Linked DNA regions of Mus musculus: region 2 is linked to region 1. A link is a contact called in ENCODE Hi-C data. All regions are on one chromosome and are shown on one strand. The core of a region is the stretch at or near the end of the contact, and the rest is flanking DNA. Distances in the headings are between cores, read along the strand shown. Region 1 holds the start of Fbxl17 (F-box and leucine-rich repeat protein 17). Region 2 holds the start of Zbtb14 (zinc finger and BTB domain containing 14).

The links. Hi-C counts contacts between places; a loop is a spot of excess contacts on that map.
Region 2: a map of heart shows a loop between it and region 1 (6-fold over the local background). The contact joins the promoter of Zbtb14 here to the promoter of Fbxl17 in region 1. A Hi-C loop is called at or near these places in 5 of 37 maps with a recorded cell type or tissue (T-helper 17 cell, T-helper 2 cell, gastrocnemius and 2 more).

The regions. Positions count from the first base shown.
Region 1 is chr17:63,498,282-63,503,018 of GRCm38, reverse strand. It overlaps Fbxl17 (F-box and leucine-rich repeat protein 17), which reads left to right and starts at 2,439. Exons shown (of 9, transcript NM_015794.1): 1 at 2,439-3,994. The coding sequence starts at 3,002.
Region 2 is chr17:69,381,803-69,386,539 of GRCm38, reverse strand. Zbtb14 (zinc finger and BTB domain containing 14) reads right to left here and starts at 2,736. Exons shown (of 3, transcript NM_009547.3): 1 at 2,315-2,736; 2 at 1,036-1,119. The coding sequence starts at 1,038. It overlaps Gm49894, which reads left to right and starts at 2,359. Exons shown (of 3, transcript XM_030250167.1): 1 at 2,359-2,440; 2 at 2,529-3,364; 3 at 4,242-4,737. The coding sequence starts at 2,359. The coding sequence ends at 4,289.

The DNA of each region.
Region 1 (4,737 bases), core at 1,190-3,689:
TCACTCATAGAATAGTTTATCTGGGCTCACCATTTCAGGACTAGAGTCCTTGTTTGCAAAGTTCAGGGCATGACACCTGAAGCTGGAAGCTAAGAGTTCACATCCCGAACTTGTTGGAAGCAGAGAACACAATCTGAGAATGGCACACAGCTCTGAAACCTCAAAGCCTGCTCCACAGCTCTCCCATCAAGGTTACTGCTCCTAGATCTACCCAAGCAGCAGCACCAGCTGGGGTCCAAGTAGTAAATGTTTGAGTTTACAGGAGACATTTGTCATTAAAACCACAATGACAATAATAGTGATTTACTGTCCCCTCTCCCCACTCCTGTTTTAAAGAGTGACTGTAGCCCAGGCATGCCTTGAATTGGTGACAATGTTCTTGCCTCAGCCACCTGAGGGCTGGTATTAGAGATGTGGAACCCTAGATGGGGAGCTGTGGTGTGGTGAAGAAAGAGTTAAGTGTAAATGTTTAAGTCTGAGGAATTCTGTTTTGTTTTCTCAAGAAGATCTATGTGGGTGAAGGAAGCAAGCAGTCAGAACAGACACACACCTTTCTAACTATCCAACACAAATGTCACTTCTCAGGCAGAATTCAACAAGACCAAGGGCAACTTGTTCACTTCTGACTGGCTAAGGATTATAATAGCTACCGTGAACTTCAGAAACTTAAAAGTCTCAGAGTCTGCCTACCTCATCTTTAGAAACGTTAAGTTGCAGTTCGAGTGCATATGTGCCCCTGATGGGTATGCATGGTGCCAGGCTCTCTATAAAGGACTTGCTAAAATCAGGAAGGCATTCTCGTTTCTAACTCCACAGTCTGATTCAACACACATTTATGAGATCCATTCATATTCTATTTTATTTTTAATTCAAGAGTAGTGGTGCACTGAATATTCCAGCTTCCTCATTCTCCCACTGACAGACATCTGGGCTCCTTGAGAGTTTTGCTCTCATCAGTACATTTGCGTTTCCATACAAGTCTTTTTGCAGACAGGACTTTATTTCTCTTGGTGAACACAAGATGTGGGTCTTTATGTGCCAAAGGGTAGACGAATGCTTGACTTACAAGAAACTGACAGGGCTGTACTTTCTGCACAATTTTAGCTTCATTTGCTCTAGAAAAGAGCCAAGCCGAGATGGCCATAACTTGACGATTCACGAATGGAGCTCTGAGAGCCTGGAAGACCCTTTCCTCGATTACAGGCAGAAGAACCATGGGCATGTGGGGGATATCCGTAGGTGAAGGAGTTCAGACAGCACATTTGAGAGTAACAAATATGTGAATATCTGGACAAATCTTTTTCCCATTGGTTTTTGAAATTCTGATATCCTCAACTCTCTCCCCGGTAGCTTTTGAATATACCCAGGGAGTATATTCTTCAGCAGGGAGGGGTGGGGCTTCTTTTAATGAAGAGTAGAAACTGCCAGAAACAAATCACCTCATTTCTTCGCAGCCTTTGTTTCTTTTCTGCCACTCCCCCCACTGACACTTTTTCTAAAGTCCTCTCCACTGCCTGATCCACTGCTTTGGACTCTTAGCATGGTTTCAAAGTTCCCTCCAAAACTTACCCTGAAATTTGCTACTGTTAACAGTATGCATGCAACATTCCTAAGGGGGTCCTTTAAGAGGTGATGAGGACACTAGAGTTCCGCCCTCCAGGAACAAATTGTTACCACAAGAGTAGGTTCCCGATAAAAAATGATAGACAGTTTCCGGCGCTTTTACCCTGCCACTTAGCTGACACTGCATGTTATTCTACTTTCCAAAGCCTCCAGAGCGAGATAAACTTCTTCATAGTTTACTGTTGTATGTAGCATTGTTATAGCAGCAGAAGAGACTAAGACAACTAACTTTCCCTACCTTCTCCCCTGTGAAAGCTGACCTCTCCCCATCCGAGAACCTGTGTCATCACTGTAACTTAAGACTTCTGAAGTCTGATCAACTTGCATGTTTTAGTTCCCCACCTTAGCCACCAAAGTCTGTCCTAAGGGCACCACACTAATATTCACAGAGTGGACAGACTGGATTTCAAGGTGTCAAACAACAGTAACATTGAGCTTGGAGCCTGGAATGTTGGAGTGTTTTTTCCAGCGTGTATACCTGTTTTCAGCGTGATACATGTTTTCAGCCCGCAATTGTGTGCAAAGGCAGCAGTATGCAACAGGTGCCTAGACACAGGAGTAGAATCAGTGTAGTCACCTAGCTAACGGATCCTTACTGGACTGTCACCCATCACCCAAGGGCTCAGGCCTCTCAGGTGGAACTGGTTCTTCCGTTCTCAATTGGCCTCAGTTTCCGAGTCAGGGCGATGGTGGGGTGGGAAGTGAAGGGGAAGAGCCAAGCTGAGCCTGGCCAATGGCAGCTCTTGAACTTACACCTCCAGACGTCAGCGCGGCCGTGGAAACGGATGTCACCCAGCTGGCTCGGAAGCGTCTCCATCCGCTTCGGGAGAGGGGCGTGAGCCCGGAGGCGTCCAGGCCACCTCCGTGTGCAGCCGGAGGGAGTGCGCGGCCCCGTCAGCGCGCAGCCCCGAGGTCCCCGCTTCTCCCCCGGCGGCGCTCCCGCCCCTGGGTGAGACCCGCGCGCCCCCGCGGGCGGCTCCGCCCCCTCCCGGAGCGGGCGGCGCGCTCCCGCGGCGACGGGCCGTGTCGCGGGCTCGCGCGCCGCCGGCCCAGCCGCAGTTAAAATGGTCCGAGTCGGGCCCGCGCTGCCCCCGCCGCGGCGCTGACTGACTGAACCGGCTGGCCTGGCCGGCAGACTCGCTTCCCTCCCTCGCGTCCCCACAGCTCGCGCCCGTCCTCCTCCCGGCTCCCCGGGGGGCAAAGCATGTAGCCCGCGTCGGGCACCCGGGCGGCCCGCAGCTGACGCCCACCCCCGCCGTCGCGTGTGCCGGGTGCGCGGCGCGGGCGACCCAGCCAGCGGCCTGCCCCGCCGCCGGAGCCCGCCCCTCGGGCCTCCCTCTCCCGCCCCGTCCCGGTCGCCCTCCTCGGGGCCTTCTATATGGGCCACCTTCTCTCGAAGGAGCCGCGTAACCGCCCGAGCCAGAAGAGGCCTCGCTGCTGCAGCTGGTGTCGCCGCCGGCGCCCTCTCCTCAGACTGCCCCGCCGGGCTCTGGCCAAGGCGTCCCCGCAGCCCGCGGCGCCCCGGAGCCGGGACTGCTTCTTCCGCGGGCCCTGCATGCTCTGCTTCATCGTGCACAGCCCCGGCGCGCCCGCCTCCGCCGGCCTAGAGGAGGAGCCGCCGCTCTCGCCACCGCCGCCGCCGCCGCGGGACGGGGCCTACGCCGCCGTCTCCTCGCAGCACTTGGCGCGGCGCTACGCGGCCCTGGCCGCCGAGGACTGCGCCGCCGCCGCACGCCGCTTCCTGCTGTCCTCGGCCGCCGCCGCCGCCGCCGCTGCCTCGTCGCCCGCGTCCTGCTGCAAGGAGCTGGGGCTGGCCGCCGCCGCCGCCTGGGAGCAGCAGGGCCGGAGCCTCTTCCTGGCCGGCGTGGGGCCCGTGCGCTTCCTGGGACCGCTGGCCGCCGTGCAGCTCTTCCGGGCACCGCCGGCGCCGCCGCCGCAGGCCGAGCCCGCCACGGCCCTCGAGATGGTTTGCAAGCGGAAAGGGGCCGGGGTCCCCGCCTGCACCCCCTGCAAGCAGCCCCGTTGCGGCTGCGGGGGCTGCGGCGGGGGCGGCGGCGGCGGGGGAGGGCCCGCGGGAGGAGGTGCCTCGCCGCCGCGGCCGCCCGATGCCGGCTGCTGCCAGGCCCCGGAGCAGCCCCCGCCGCCGCTCTGCCCCGCGCCCGCCTCTCCCGCCTCAGAGTGTGCCCCCATCGTGGCCGCCGCCGGGGACACAGTCCGAGCCGGGGGCACCGCCCCCTCGTCTGCCCAGCAGCAGCCCGAGAGCGGCGACGCGGACTGTCAGGAGCCCCCCGAAAACCCCTGCGACTGTCACAGGGAGCCGCCCCCCGAGATCCCAGACATCAACCAACTGCCGCCGTCCATCCTGCTTAAGGTGGGTCTGGGCGAGGAGGCGCAGGGATGCTCACTCCCCCCCCCCCGCCCCCCTAACCCGGCTCCCCCGCCTCCGAGGCTTTCTCTCTCCTCCCCCTGTGTGCAGAGGAGGGGGGGGGGTTCCCTGACAGCCGGGGGACGCCGGAAGGGGAGACTGGGAAGCCAGTGGGGCCTGAGCTTTCAGCCTGGTGTTGAAGTAGGAAAACTTGGAGGCTGCTGAATGCCTCGAAGTAGCTTAGGTCCTACAACTCGGGGTTCATGCATTGCATTGGCAAACCCCCCAATATAGATACTATACTAGATTCTGTGGAATATACACGCATTTCTTGAGCAAGTTGTATACAGTGGGCAACCACTTTGCATACTGGTGTTTGGAAAGTTTAAAAGTTTGATGGATGCTAGTCTAGTGGCAATAACTTATAGTAAGCATTTACCACGACCAGACACTGACCGAGTGAATGGCAGGCCTTGGTCAGTGTGTTCCTCTGTAGACATCTTTTGAGTGTACTGTCCCGAGGACTTGAATCCTCTCTCAGGGAGTTGAGGAAAGGTCTTCCTGAATGGGGGAAGTTGTTTGCTTGCTCCGGAAAACTTGCAAACCATTGGTTCAGAAGCTGATTTACAACTGGTGTGTGGTCTTTATAAGAAATCTGAGAAGCAGAGAGTGGCTCTTCAAAGGTCAGCTCTGGGAATAGCAGTTTTCCCAAGTACTTAATAAACCTGTTAGGTCTCTGGTTACTGCAT
Region 2 (4,737 bases), core at 1,487-3,986, 5.9 Mb before region 1:
CTTCCTTGAGAGAAGAGACAAGCCACCACTGAAGAACTAGAGAGGGCACCACTGCCACAATGGTTCTGTGTTGGCCTCTAGTTTCTCCATAGTAGTTTTGAGCCACTCCTGGATGAGTTTCTAGGTGTAATCTGACCCCCAAGACCTCTGGGAAGACAGTGATGAGTGGCTTTATGCTCATAGGATGCCAGACTTCCAGCCATCCAGTTAAAAGTCAACAGATGTACAGGTTGAGTGTCCTTTCTCTGAAATGCTCGGGACCAGAAGTGTTTCAAGTTTTAGATTTTTTTTCCTCCAGGTTTTGCAATACGTGCATACACATAATGAGATAAATTGAAGATGGTAGGCCAAGCCCAACTCCAAAACTAGTTGTTATTTTATATATACCTTACACATACAGCATGAAGGTAATTTATATACTATTTCAAAAAATACTTCTTTTTCGAGACAGGGTTTCTCTGGGTAACCCTGGCTGTCTTGGAACTGGATCTGTAGACCAGGCTGGCCTTGAACTCAGAGATCTTTCCTCTTGCCTGCCTCAAATAATATTCTTTTGTTTATTTTGTTTTCTCAAATAATATTCTCAACAAAACTTCATAGCACAGAATTTTCATCTATGGCTTCTTATTGCCCTTCAAAAAGCTTCAGAGTTTGAACATTTTGGACTTAGGTTCAACCTGTACTTGGTTAAGTATAGACATATTTTTAAAACAAAGTAATTTCAGAACCACCACAGAAGGCCTTCCACTGCGAGTTCAAGAGCTTATCGAAAAATACTGTGTTTTATGTAAAAACAACATGGTCTTACTTTTATTCAACCCAGTTTAAGTCTGAAGAAAACAGGTTTTTCCTCATGGAAGTAGAATTACAAACGTATGTGTAGAATGTGTGTATGTGTACACACTGGGGATCAGGGACTTGCTTAAACCGAGGACGTAGATTTAGCCCTTACTGATACCCCTAGACCCGAGATACTTATGTTAAAATCAAATGCCAGATGATAGTCTGAGGCTTACTACTCTAAGGTACACTCACCATGAACAATTCAGGCTATGTTCTTAATGCCTTAAACACCAAAATCTTCAGATCAGACTCAGGCTGATCAGGGGCAAGCCAGATCTACAGGAAGAAAGGCACAGATTAAGTAAGATTTTTTTTTTCTACATTAAATCCTAAACCAAGTATTTACAAGAGTCACAAAACACTCTGTCCCACCTCTTGCCTATGAACCGTTTTTTGGGGAGACACTGTGAGGCTAACAGTAGTCAGGTCTGGTTCTATGTAAGGACTAGACCCGGAGTAGTCCGTGGTATATATTCTTGAAAACATCAGCACATATATGTTCTTTATCCACACCACTTCCTGTTGGGTGCACATTTTCCTTTAAGAACTATAGACATCTAGATGCATGTTTGAATATCGGACGGCTGCAGGAACACACATACCCAACAGCTAAAGAGTGGAGAAATAAGCATGCCACTTTGTCTACTACACAATTACAAACTTGTCTCCAAGACTGCCATGGAGAAATCTTACATTTTTCTCCCTCCATCCCCGGATGCAGGTTCAAAGAATTTTCTTTCGTTCTTAACTCTCACCCAAAGAACTCCACATCCTGCAGCCCAACAGGCTTTGAAGAACAAAAATTTCCTCTACTGACCACCAATCCCACAAGTGCAGTAGAAGCAGGTGGCCGTGTTACAATACAGTCCTACACAATGACTTTGTCCGAGATTCCACCAAAGGGTCGACATCCTGAGAACCCATAACAAGTTCATACTATAGGAATCACAGGGCTCTGAGTTAGCAGGCTTTCCCATGTGCACGGAGTGAGGGCTGGTAAGATAGTTTCTAAGGATGCTCCCTCCAGTCTTCACCTCAGCCTTCCTGGGTTCTAGATGCACCCTGGGCCGGCAGTCAGCCTAAGGGAAGGCATTCCCTGCAGAAATTCCCTCCGTGGCACTTCTGAGGTCATGGACTTGGGAGAAGAGTGGCCCTATGGTAGCTATGGCAACATATCAGCGTGCGTACGCCTTCTCGATTCTGGTGAGTGTGTAATTCTTTTTCAAAGGAGGTCACAGGGCAATCGGCTCGGTTTTTTTTTCCCCCTATAGAGATGTTCCCATTGCTAAGTTCAAATGAGTCAAACCTGAAGATAACCATTGCCAGTATGTGTGTAAGTAGGTGTAGGACAAGACATAGCCCAACACCTATAATACTATAAAGCAGCTCCTTGCTAGCAGCTCCCCAAATCGCGGGAGCGTTAAGGCGTCCTCACCGAGCACAGAGCCAGGCTTTCCCAAAGCAAACTTACATAAGCAGCCGCAGCCGCCTCCTTATTCCGGAGCAGCTGCGACAATGGCGGCCACACCACTTCCCTGTTGCGACCGCACAACTTGGGAGTGGGGAATCCGGGGCCCCGCGAAAGACATGGGGCGCAGTCCGCGCGTGGGGAGCCCACATTCGCATTTCGCAGCCAATGAGCCGCCGGATGCAGCGAGCCCTCAGCATTCTCTCCTAAACAAAAGCTCCCCTGAGCTGTGCCCGCCAGCGACGGGCCACCTTCCCTTCCACCATCCTCCACTTCTCCAGGTCGCGGCGCGGGCGCGAGGCTCTCTTCCTTGGCCCGCAGCAGCCCCGGCGGCGCGACGAGCTCGGGAGCGGGCATGCGGCCGGTTCCGCAGCCCCGCGCCGCGCCGCGCCCTGCTCCGCCCGCGAGCCCCGAGCTCGCGCCCCGCGCACTCCGCGGCCTGCGCGTCTGGTCCTCCCGCGCCCTCCCGCGGCCAAGGGCGGGGGCGGCGCGCGGCCGGCTCCCCGGAGCTCGGCGGACGCAGGCGGGGGAGCGTGCGCGGGGGGTCCCGTCGGCTCCGGGGGAAACCACAGCTGCGAGGGGCGGCGCCCCGCGGGCCGCGCTCGGGCCCGGCTCGGCCGTCCCCACCCCCACCGCGGTGCACTGCGGCGCGGAGAGCCAGGCGGCCATGAACTCGGCCGCGGAGAGAGAGCGCGCGCGCGGGGCCGCCGCCTGGCCTCTTCCCCACCCGCTCGCTGGCCTGCGCAGCCACCGGGGACGCCCGGCCCCCCACGCCCAACCGCGGCCCACGCCCCGATCCCGCTCGCACCGCGCTGCGCCGCCACATCCTGCAGCTGGCTGCTGCCCCGGAGCTCGGCGGGAACGCGCCTCCTCGCAGCCGCCCCGGCCGCGCCCGCCGCCGGCTGCCCCCGCGTCCCCGCGCCCGTCCCCGGCCCTTCCAGCACCCGGCCCGCGCTTACCTGCAGCTTGGCACCGCTACAGACGCTCGCTGTCGCTGTGGGCTCCCTCGCTCGGCAGCGCGCAAGCCAGGGACGGGATGGACGCGGGGGCACGGTGGGTGGCAGTGTTTTGGATTTTTTTTTAATTTTTTTTTTTCTGAGTTTGGGGAGGGGGTGGGGTAGGGGGGGAATCGTGCACGTCCCTGGTGGTGGCAGCCCTCCTCCTGCACGAGCACACACTAGCCAACCCGCCGCGAACACCCCCACCACCCCCCTCCCCGTGCATGCGCGGTGCGGGCTCCGGGGTAGTGGGGGGGAGAGAAGGCGCGCCGCCGCTTGCGCAGGCACGGAACTGGCTGGGGCCTCCCTCGTGAGCGAGCGAGGAAAGGGTTAATCTGGGACCTGACGGGTGGTTGCTTTCCCTGGGTCTACGGGGCCGCCCGCGGAGAGCCCTGGCCTGCGCACGCGCGCGCACGCGCGCGGCAAGGGGCGCGCGGAGCCCGCGCGCGGGAGAAGGGGGTGGGCGGGGTCGGGGCGGGGCTTCTGCCGGCCAGGGGAGCGAATGCACGAGCTCCTTTCTCGAGCACCCGCCCCCTCCTGGAGCTCCCGACTCCAGGGCTCCCGCCGGCGCCCGGCCTCGGCACTGCGTCGGGAACGCGGGGAGCCTGCGCTCCCGTGCGTGTGCGTGTGCATGTGCGTGGGCCATGTCTGCCCCTGGGCGCGCACGGTTCGGGCGCTGAGCTCGGCCTGGCTTTTGGGCAGGTGTCCCGGTGCACCGTCTGTCTCCCCTGTACCGTCTCGACCGAATATCCAGGCTCATGGCTTGGTTCGTGCCACTGAGGCATTGTTTATGGGGAGCAGGCATTTGCAGAGCAAATGAAGTGCCATTTTTGATTTGGAGTATAAGGGGAAATTCCGGTCACCCTGGACAAACTGCTCAATCCCAAAGCTCTAGATCTACCAGACTAATTGGTGCCTTTACGTTTACCCAGGTACATCCCTCTCTAGCCATCATGTTTCCAGAACTAGGTTGCACTTGATGCTCCCATGGAGAGATCTGATAGCCTGGTAATGTCAGGACATCCATGTAAGTTATAGCTCCGCTGCTGCTGAAACCTTGTGTTCTCTGTGAGGCACTTCCTGATCCTCTTTACCTGCCCTCAGGCCCACGACCTGGAAAGTCCCTTTAGCCCCAAAATTTCTGTTCAACCTGCAATACTGGCAGCTGGATTGAGCTATTGTGCTCCTAAATGTCACTTCACTTCTGCTGCTTTGTCACACTTTCAACAGTCTTATGTTAAATCACGTGAATAACATCTGCAATTAGGGCAGGACCATGGACTTCTGGGAAGATGTAAAAGAATGCCTGTACCGGATGCCTAAGTAAACATGAAGGAAAACTATGGTCGCCTCAATTTTCTAAAGGACACCATATTCAGCCTCAGCTAAAATATTAACCAGTACTGGTTTAATGTCCCCCACGGTGTT